Regions from separate parts of the Homo sapiens genome. Here region 1 is linked to region 2. The links are chromatin contacts, found by Hi-C or POLR2A ChIA-PET in ENCODE. All regions are on one chromosome and are shown on one strand. The core of a region is the stretch at or near the end of the contact, and the rest is flanking DNA. Distances in the headings are between cores, read along the strand shown.

Region 1 (5,822 bases), core at 863-3,362, 61 kb before region 2:
AAAAATTTTTCGCTAGATTCTTTGCTCTAGAAATTTGTAATGTCCTATTAGTTCCACCTTGATATAATAAGAACTCTTTAGCTATAAGAGAACTACTGAACCATTTCATTTAAGACACAAAGGAGTCTGTCATGAAATTAATAGAACTTGTAGAGATACAGTGACCACATGAATCAAATATGAATTATGCCATGGCACACGTTTACCTATGTAACAAACCTGCATATCCTGCACATGTACCCCAGAACTTAAAAAAAAAAGGACTAAACAAAAAATAAAAATAAATTTTAAAAAACCCTTATCTTTGTATTGGTATGTTCCTAGAAACTTAAATGAGAGTCAAATACATAAACAGGTTTAAAAAAAGGTCATTATGAGTGAGGCCAAGGAAAGACAGCAAAATGGACAAAGAAGAAATTATGGTCCAGACGCGGTGGCTCATGCCTGTAATCCCAGCACTTTGGGAGGCCGAGGCGGGCGGATCACGAGGTCAGGAGATCGAGATCATCCCGGCTAACATGGTGAAACCCCGTCTCTACTAAAAATACAAAAAAAATTAGCCGGGCGTGGTGGTGGGCGCCTGTAGTCCCAGCTACTCGGGAGGCTGAGGCAGGAGAATGGCGTGAACCCAGGAGGCAGAGCTCGCAGTGAGCTGAGATTGTGCCACTGCACTCCAGCCTAGGTGACAGAGCGAGACTTCACCTCAAAAAAAAAAAAAAAAAAAAAAAAATTATGACAAACCTATCTAAAGGACTTTTTAAGAAAATACTAAATTTTCTTACAATATAATTTATAAATATTATCAGTTTTTTGATAACTACATAGTTACTAGTTAGTCATAGTTTTTTACTTTTAATCTTAGAAACCAAACCTCATCAGAATTTTGCTCAATAATTAACTTTTTCGCATTCTACTTCAGTAACCAGTTTAGCCTCATTTTAATAGCTATATGAAAGTTATTCATCAAAAACACAAATTGACCTTACTGAACAACTACAAAAATTTTTGATTCCAATAAAATTAAACAGTTAAATTCAATTAAATTTAGCAGTTTGTTGCTATAAGTAATACAATCTAAAAATTAACATTAAATAAATATACCTATATTTCTTCACATTATTCAATGCCTTTATTGAACTGTGGCCTTGGAGTTATACCTTTTGGTTAAAATTGTTTTTGAAATCAAATCTGTCATAATTAGGCTGGCCTAACTGATTTTGATAAGGCAGCTGGTAATAAAGTAGACTCCCTTTATTAAACTGACCTCATTAACTTGTTTTTTGTCCAGATGGAACACTTGACCAGAACTTGTAGAGGCAATTTCTTCATAGACTTTATATCCAATATGGGTCCTGTCATCACAATCTCCAGTCAGAACAAATACGACCTATGATTAAAAAAAAAAAAAGAAACAGTGTAAAGGGTTTCCAGAAATAAAAAAATATGTGTATTGACTACCTATTGTGTTACATTACTGGGCAAGTAGAATATGTGAATGTGTGTGTGTGTGTGTGTGTGTGTGTGTGTGTGTGTGTGTGTGTGTGTATGCTTATATAATTATTGACTTTATACTCTGTTTAATAGTGAACCCAGATAGGAACATGGTGATTTATATTTTAGAAGTGTAGGCTAAAAGCTGTAGAAGTAGAAGTGAGACCATGACTATGCTAGATCAGAGAATGGCCTCAATTCCTCACCCCTCCCTGTATCACTCAGTCAAAAGATTCTGAGTTCTTCTTATAAAAGAGGTAGAGCTTATTTTGTCATCTGTGAATCTAAGCTTGTCCATGTGACTTCCTTTGGCCAATAGCATGAGGCAAAAATGACATTCTACAAGTTCTGGGCTGAGACCCAAGAGGGCTTGTGTATTTCCATTTGCTCTCAAGTGTTTCTGCCATGGCCATGAGAAGGACATGCCTAAACCAACTTACTGGTCTCAAAAAGAGGGTAAGACAACTATGAGGCAAAGCCAGGTCTCCTGACAGTCAAGCTTAGATAAGCAAAACCCACACTATTCCCTAGACACACCAGTGAGCAAGCCTGGCCTAGATCAACTGAGCTCTGTGAACATGTGAGAAATAAATGCTTATTGTTTTAGACCATTGAGTGTTTGAAAAGTTTGTCATGCAGCAATAGCTGATACAATGAGTAACTCTGACTCAGGCGTGATTCCACATCGGAGATAACATTGGAATATAAGCCTTTTTTGGTTAGGCCTGTGTTTTGTCAGTTATAAGGAAAAGATGATAACAAGTACCTTAATTAATCCCCAATCATGTCTTCTCCATACTGAAAACCAAGACATTCATATGGTATGTATAAATATCACATATATGTTTAATATGTTTAAATCAGATGACATATACATATTGGAGAACATACATGTGGATAGATAGTTATAATTATTGTTATTGACCACACATGGAAGAGTCAAAGAGGACAGGCAATCTCTTACATACTGCATTTAGACAGAGACGTTTGGGGTTGATTCTTACTCACTTGTGACTGTTTCTGTTGGATAAGTTGCAGCACCTCATGGGTGAGCCGGTAATCTTTGGACCGAGCATCAGTGAAAACATAGATGAAAGAACCAGGAAGAGAAATTTCCAAGGCAATTTTTATAGCTCCAATACTCATTTCTGGGCAATCACCACCACCCTGTTGAGTGGAGAGAAAAATTCAATTACGTCATCATCAAAAACAATTGAATATTTTGGTTATAACAAGGTGCTTTGGGAGTTTTAGAACGAGCAAGTTTTCCTTTTTATTTTCTGTCAGTTTGACACTTTGTTCAAGAAGGGATGGAAGATATGTAAAGTGATATGAACTAGAAAAATGTGTACTTAAGGATAAGTTAGAAATTCACCCAAAACACACAAAATAATAGCTATATATTTATAAAATTAAATGTCTATTCACTCTGCCTTCTCTTACACGATGATCTCATACACCCCCTCTTCTCTTACTTTTTCTCATTCTTATTTGATGACCTTGCTTATTGTATTGAGAAGACAGAAGCAATCAGAAGAGAATGTTCATAAGCTCCCACCACAATACCTGTTAACCCATCTGCAGAAGCAGCCAGATGCCTGCCTTAATCGTGAAGCACTTGCTTGCACTCATGGCTATGGACCCATGGCTAGGGCTAACTACTCACCTGGGAACTAATCAAGGTGATCTCTCTACTCCATCACACTCTTTACTAAATCATTCCAGCATGGCATGTCTCCATACTCCTTCAAACTTCTGCTCACTTCATACCTGCCAGAGAAACTTTCCCTGACTATCTGACATAAAATGCATTCTGTTTGTCATTCTTTTCACTCTGACTCTGTTTCATTTTTCCTATTAACCTATAATCTCTGTGTTTTATTTTCTACTTGAATAGGCTCAATATGTTTTCCTAAACAAAAACTGTTCCCATCCTCAGAGCAATTCTTGTCACATTTATTTCCTTCATAATTATGTGGATTGGTACATGAAATTGTGAGTTTGCTGTATTTACACTTTTATACATTATATTTTAGATTCAGAATTATATCCTGTTTGTTTCCATGTCATCAGCATTGTTTAAAACCACAGGTTTGAATAATGGCATAACATTCTATTATGTCTATATTCCATACTTTAGTCAACCATTTCACTGCTGTTGAAATATTAGTGCTCTTTCAAATTTTACTTCTCCATTATAAATGGTAGATAGACAAACAGACAAACTGATAGCAATAACTATAGGGCCAAGGGAATGGACTTTTGATCAATATAATTTGAGCAATTAATACATAATTGCTGAACACCCTGCTGAGATTTGGGCATCCAACAACAAATAAGCTAAAATACCTTGTCCTGAAGGAGGTCAGGGCCTAGAATAAGCAATCACATAAAAAGCAGGGCAGCTTGGGATCATGTGGGCTTTATGGCAGCAGAGTGCAACAAGTAAGAGCTCTTTCTCAGAAAGAAAATAGTTATTCATGAAAGGAGTAAGGCTTTATCATTAAACTCTGGAAATCCTATTTGATTTTCCTATTGGGTCTTTCAGCAGGCTCCAACAGTCTCATATTCTGATACAGATACCGTGAACACCATAGATCTAATCAGGGTCATAAGAACCAAGTATTAGAATAGTTTACAATGTAGCTAGCCTGGATGAAGTGGAGAATCTTTTCTTGTACTGGATCCCGATCAAAACTTACAGCCTTTGAGCATTATTTGTTAAATAGGTTGAAACAGAGCATCAGCTGTTAAAAATTGACTCTAAAACTGAGAGACTCATTAAATATTAGGTCACTTTCTTAATTGCATGGGGCTAGAAGATGTAGTAACCTGATCTTCACTTTGGAAAATATACCAGCCATAGATTCCCCAAAATGTTATCGAGTTAGCAGTCCTTTCTCTTTTTGCAGAACTTATCTCCTACCTCCTATCACTTATATGCATTTTTGAGGCATTTAGTTTAACAAATAACACCGCTCTCAACAACTAGTATATTTGTATCTTTTGACCATACTTATCTCTCAAGTTCTAATTTTACATTTTCAATTTCTTGTTAGACCTCTATTCCTGGGTGTTCTATATGCCTCTCCAATTTAGTGCATTTAAAACAGAACTCATATTTTCTGCTGTGTCATCCCTATTTTTGTTAACCGTGCTATCTGCATAGATATTTGGTTTCAAAACCTGAGTCATTTTTGACTCCTCCTTCTTCTTTCATCTAATCAGTGGTCATTCATTCGACTTCCATAAATCTGTCCCTTCCCTTTCTCTTCACTTCCCACTAGTCACTTTTCTTATCACTAATTTTATTACATGTACAAACTCCTATCTGATTTTCTGCTTTTCCTTCCACTTAACTTTATTTTGCCTGCAGTAAAGAGGTATATACATCACGTTCCTACTTAAAATATTTCACTACTTGTGTTGGATCAAATAATCTTTCTATCTTTCTATCTCCTGTTGCTCCTTCTCCACAAATTGCTCCCTTTAAGCTGAGATTCTTTTTTTATAGAATTTTTAATATTATAAATGTTTAATATTGAAATAGGGAATTTTTAATATTCCCCTTGCTTCACACCTTAATGCCATAACAATTTTCATTCAAGTAGTCTTTCTACTGTTCTATCTCTACCATTAAACACTTCTCAACAAAATATGCATGTCTAAATTCTTCCATTATTGTATAAGCTCACTGATGGCAAGGAACTGTGCTTTGCTGAGTCCTTGAATCCTCAGTTCATAGCACAGTGCTGGCTTAATCACTGAGTAAATATTTTTCAGATTAAACTATTATCTCACAATGGTTGAGATAATATGCCTTCCCCTCTTTAAAGCTTTGTTTCCAGTCAAATGTGCTTACTCACTCTTCAGATGTATTCTACTATGCTTTACACTTTAGTGGTACTTAACATATTTCCTTTGCATAACAGTTATTTGGAGGGTTATCATGTGCAACAATGACCTTGAATGAAAATTTATGTAATAGGAAAGTGGGAAATAGACAGACATGTTAGTAATTTTGGTATATTGGATAGAAATAATCTTTACTTGCAGCCAATTTTGTATAATCTGTAATGGATATTCTGGGATGCTCAAAAAAATTTAAATTCCTATTGTATATTCAGAAGCTTAGAGAAAAACATTCCTCAACTGCGCATGACACTGTGCACCTGAGTGTGAACCACAATATAATTTATCCATTCTACAAGCATTTGTTGAATGGTCAAGTACACAATACAACTCCATGGTAGTATAATTCTAAGGAGAGATTAAATGTCTTTTACTAATTGTCATGTGTGTACCAACACACTAGGAGAAGTTTTCTGTCT
Region 2 (5,467 bases), core at 644-3,143:
CTTATTAGTTGTTCAGGCATTTAATCTCTTAATGACAGTTTCCTCATCTATGAAATGGGGGTAAAATAGAACTACTTCGTAGAGTTATTTAAATGAGTTAATAAATGAAAGAACTTAGAACTATAATATGTAACAAGCTCTTAATAAAAGTTACCTATTATTATATTATTATTATTATTATATCAAGTTTGTACATGCTTGGATTCACTCTACAATCAGCTCTTAATTTCTTAAGCTAGAATGACTCTTCCACAATGGGGAATATTTTCCCTAGGAATAAAAATGATAGGATCTTTTTTAGCTCTATGTAAAAAAAATAAATGGAAAATGAACCATGCCCTAACCATGAATGTGGCACCAAATGGTAATGATTAGAGCACATATTTTGTCTGCACCAGAATCAGCTCAAGTATTGACTCTACCAATATAGGAGCAGGACACAAGGCTGACATGCTGTGCTGCTCACAATACCTTCAGAAGTACCTTTTGTGCAGCATGGGTCAGGGTTAGACATACGCAGTAGAGAGAGGCAGTGACAGAGAGAGGGAAGGAGAGAAATAGCACATACACTACAGCAAAATCCTGCTTTCCAGAATAAATTTGCAAAAAGATCACATGGTTAAAATGTTTCTCTAAAGTAACTTTGCCTAAATATTTTTGAGGGATATAGAATACATGTATTCCTTTTTTGTCCTTTATCAATAATGAGATATGACAAAAACTCAACTATAATTCCCATAAAGCTCAGAAGTACCAATGAAATAGTCAGTCACTTTCATTTCACACACACACCAAATTGTCATCTCTACCTAAATGTTATTATGTAATGACAAAATTTTTACTATTTTCAGAGGGAAGATATTTGAACTTTTTGGCCTCTGCACTTGATAATTAGAGGATGGGGGTACAAAACTGTCACTTGTCCATTTCATAAGCATATCTGGGGGTTGGAGTACCAATAAAAAATATTTTGGGAAATAAAATTTAAAATGTTGCAAATTCTACTGTACTTATAACTGTGAAAAGTATTTTAATGTCTTTAGAATTTTTTAAAAATGCTATTGTATCTCACAAGCTTTTCTCATGCTCCCAGTGTAAGGTTAGGCAAGTGAAATTTAAATAAAAGACTGCCATCAATGTAAGGAAAATATGCCATCAGAATAATTTTTCCCCACTAAAAACTTAATTAAAATGGTTCAAGATACATTTTCCACTAGAATCTGTCAGGTGTACAATTCCTTCCAAATGCTAATCTCATCCATTTTTCTAACCAAACTATTACAACAAGTCAATAGAGAAATAGTATAGTTTTTTTTAAAACTAGGTCAATAAACATTACCTCAATACAAAGCACATTACTTTCTAACAGCAGGAATCTGTAGTCTCGTCATAACATTCTAAGCCCCCTCTGAAGTTTAAAGAGCAGGGATTTAGGAAGACTATAAAGAAGGAACTACTACAGCCATGACAGGAAACAATTAAGACATAAATAAGAATTTCTGCGGAATCAGGTCAAAGTAAGGACACATTTAAGAAATGTCCTAAAGGTGTGAAAAACAGACACAAAATGAAGTAATGGTTGGAAGGAGAGGTAGAAGGTCTAGTTAGTGCTAAAAGAACTCGTTTTAAAAAGAAACCTAAAAGCTTTGAGTTGAAAGTCCTAAACCTGTTTTTAAAAATCCACACTACTAAAAAAATTCATAAAGACTTTGAGTTGTGGGATTCCATGATCAATCCTGAGATCTTGCAGGAAATGAAGCTGTAGTATTAAAGTAAATCAGGCTTCCTTTTCCTTTAGTCAGTGAAGCACTCTCAAGGTATTTAGAAGAAAAAGATCTAGTTATTTGAGTTTAGGTAATAAACATTCCAGATGACTGTCAAACAGACCACAACTCAACAAACACTAGAATCATGATGACTGCAGTTATAATGTGCAAAGCAGTCAATGTTTCAGTAAGCAGACATACAAATTAAGGATTTGTTAATACCATTTTTGTAATACTCTATGGGTAATTGTTAGTGTTATTAACTTTGCAATTTGTTAGTGTTACTAGGAAAACTAAAATTATACTTTGAAAACATAGAGCATATAAAATGCCCTCTTTAGCCATTTCAATTTTTAAATGAAAATTTTAAAAAAATCTGACTAGTAAACTCTTTGTAATGGTTGATTTAGAAGGTATGAAAAGAGATGAATTTAAAAAAATGTCTCTTTTCTGTACCAATTCACACATCTGGGGCTCTAAGAGGAATATTTCAAAAATAAAGACAAATAATTTATTTTTGTTGACAGATAACTAGAGGATCCAAGAAGATGTATTCTGAAGACAGCAATTGAATGATAGCCAAAAAGCAATGACTAAAGTTTGCTGAATCCTGGAATATTGGATCAGGAAGGCAACTTGGATATAATCTCTTCCAATGCCTTTGTTTTATAGATGACAAAACTGAAGGGTTGGCTTACCTAAATTTACACAAGTTGTTAGGAGAGGATAAGAAGGTTTTAACAGAAATCAAAAAGAAATTTTTAGCATGAAAAGTAGTATCTGAAGTATAAGGAAATTTGAGAACAAGTAGAATTCTACCTAATCTCACTTCCCTATTCCTAAACAGGTACTAACTATTCAAAAGTGCCCTTTCTGCCTCATCCTTTTCTGTCCATTTTTTAAATGTTGAAAGAATATCTTTTGTTAGAGACTTACTTTTCAACTCCCTTTTTTCCCTCACCACAAATCGTTTTGGAAAGTAAAACTGACTGGGAGAAAAAATGCTATTGAAGAAAAAATAATGGATCTTTCTGCTCAAATGACCAGATGTTGCTTGAATTCCACAGATAAATATTCATCTTTGCTTCTATAGACTTAAGTTACTATGATGAAAGTTTGTAATGAAACTGTAGTCATAAAGATGTCAAAGCTATATATTTAAGGTGTTTATTAAGGTTAAAGTAAGTTTACAGGACCTTATCTTTCCCTTTTTTATCTTACTATATTTACTCCCCAAAGTCAATTTCCTCCTTGTTTTGTTTTTTTTTTTTTTTTTTGCTTTTTTTTTTTTTTTGGTTCTGCTAATTTTAGTAGAGGCATTTACTAAAAAAGATACTTTTTCTTCTGTGAAGGTTATTTTGAGGGAGACTCAAGAAATTCACAGAGAATTCTGACAATCCTCTATGCATAGATTTGTGCAAATAAGCATTCGGATTCTAGGAGCCAAAGAGAAAAAATATGCAGTAGGAGCTTTATTTTTCTGGAAAGTTCTATCTCTCTACTGCATATATCCAAATACTCCCTCTTTTCCATAGCTTTTAAAGCTTTCAAGTTTCTACAATTTATAAAACACAAAAACAAAACAACAAAACACCTCCCTGTTCCCCTTATTCTCTTTCACTATCATTCCATCTTTCTCCCCCCACTTACAGACAACTTGCCGAAATATTTATCTGTGATCACTATTTCTTCATCTCCACCAAAGCTTCAATTTTAGTTAAGTCTGGCTTCTCTCCCGACACATCACCAAAACAATCCTGAGTCAAGTCAATTACCTTTATGACACTAAGTCAAATAAGCACTTTTCAGTCTCCATCTCACATGGTCTCTCAACAGCATTTGGTACCACTCTCATTCTTAAAACACACCCTTTCCTTGGTGGCCTTGATATAACATTGTCCTGGTTTTCTCTTTCCTCTTTCATCCTTGATTCTGGGTCTTTCAGTTGCGTGCTCTTTCTTCCTTACCTGGCAAATAAGGATTCTACAGCTCCTAAAGGCCTATTCTTAGGCCATTGTACTACACTTTACCTAGGTGATTTCATCCATGCCAATGGGCCTCAGTTAAAAACTACGCATGGTGATTCTAGTCTAAGGCAACTTTCGCAGAATCTCTTATATCAAGATGTCTAGTCTACATTTGTACCGAAATGTCCCTAAATCATCTGTAGTTTGATGTGTCAAAACAAAAATTTATCATTTCACCTCTACCCTTCAATCTGATTATTTTCTACTGGTTCCCATGTCTATGAAAAGTACCTATGTTCATCCAATTGCACAATCCAAAAACTTAGGTGTTGACATGATTCACCCCATGCCTAGCCTCACTCCTCCCCTACCCAAGCCATCACTAAATCTTATCCATTTTATCCATTAAATAGCTCTTGAACTTCTCTACTTTTTCTCATCTCCTCAACCACAACCTTAGTCCTTTTTATCTCTCAGAGAACCTAGGGTATGTAAAGAGCCCTAACATTTCTTCCATCATTCACTATGAATTCCTCTCTAATCCATTCCCTACAGGGAACTGAAGTATGTTTTCTGGGACATAAACATGATTATATAATCTACCAATTAAATCCTTCCAATGACTTTCTATCGCTCATAGGATGCAACTGAAACTCCTAAGCATGGACAACAATGCCTTGCATGGTCTAGTTTCTACCTACGCCTCCAGCCATCCTTAACTCCCTCCACACCTTTTAGTTTCTCTTACTTGCCTTGCACACTTTTATTCCATAGGACCTTTCCTCTCTGTCCGTTCCCTAGATTGTTCTTCCCTCTACCTTTCCTCTTATGAACTGTTATTCCTCCTTGCCATTTAGTTCAGTCTTCACTCCCCTTAGGAAATTCTTGCCTGAATCATTGAACTAGTTCATACTCTCTAAGTCGCATTTACATTTTCAACTGTTTAATGTGACTATTTAATCAATTTTTGTCTCTCCACAAGACTGTTAGCCAAAGTGAGAAGGGACTTCATCTGGTTTTGCTTTTCCACCATCTCAGGGCCAAGTGAGTATCTAGCATGTTGCAGAAGCTCAGTGTTTGTTGAATAAAGGAGCAAATGACCAAACTACAAACCTAGAGTACTGAACCGTTAGAACAACCTGCAGTTGTTGGATATCTCATGAAATAAGTGGAAGAAGGATGGATCTAATCATTTGAGCTGCGATTTTTTTCCAGAGCACTTATTTTTCTTAGCACACAAGTGACAATATCTTAGCCCACCGACTTCTTTCTGTTTTGGCACTCATCACTAACATGAATAAATCTGAATTATTGACCAAACCCTAACTATGCAAGTCTTTCATAGTAGCATTATATACTTTTTTTCTTTCAGGAAGTAATTTGTTTTTCTACTCAATTTAACTGAAAACAAATGAAGCACCTCTTGTGTACAGTCGTTATATCAGGTGTTGTGGCACTGTGCTTGTTCATTGTCAAAGTTTTGTTTTGTTTTTAGATGTATCCAAAACATCTCATCTTTTGCTTTGTACAGGTTTTTAAAAGCTGCAAAGATCAGAGTAGAGTAGTGACCCAAGAAGAGTACAAACACTTCTTTAATAAAATTATTAAAAACAGTGGTTTACTTTCTTAGCTGACACATAAATATATTTTTAAATACTTTTATTTTCCACAAATATAAGACAGAAGAAATGCTATCAGACATTCATGTTTCATAGATGGCCAAATATTTTTTTC

Evidence for each region. Hi-C counts contacts between places; a loop is a spot of excess contacts on that map. ChIA-PET counts read pairs that join two places held with the same protein, here RNA polymerase II (POLR2A). Pooled maps may share reads with other maps.
Region 1: a map of psoas muscle shows a loop between it and region 2 (4-fold over the local background). The contact joins two enhancer-like sites. A Hi-C loop is called at or near these places in 4 of 168 maps with a recorded cell type or tissue (PC-3, aorta, ascending aorta and 1 more) and 1 of 50 pooled maps. POLR2A ChIA-PET finds 5 or more read pairs at or near these places in 2 of 52 experiments (A673 and activated T-cell).

What each region holds. Positions count from the first base shown.
Region 1 is chr1:185,861,306-185,867,127 of GRCh38, reverse strand. HMCN1 (hemicentin 1) reads right to left here. Exons shown (of 107, transcript NM_031935.3): 3 at 2,500-2,658; 4 at 1,265-1,387. Among named protein-coding and RNA genes, the nearest start is that of HMCN1, 130 kb to the right of the region's middle. Within about 2 kb of position 2,112, at least 3 of the 41 ENCODE cell types and tissues checked have a DNase peak (open chromatin) inside an H3K27ac peak, as active enhancers do; they include PC-3, where a contact is called at or near this core.
Region 2 is chr1:185,800,782-185,806,248 of GRCh38, reverse strand. All of the region lies in intron 1 of HMCN1 (hemicentin 1), which reads right to left. Among named protein-coding and RNA genes, the nearest start is that of HMCN1, 69 kb to the right of the region's middle. Within about 2 kb of position 1,893, at least 2 of the 41 ENCODE cell types and tissues checked have a DNase peak (open chromatin) inside an H3K27ac peak, as active enhancers do; they include PC-3, where a contact is called at or near this core.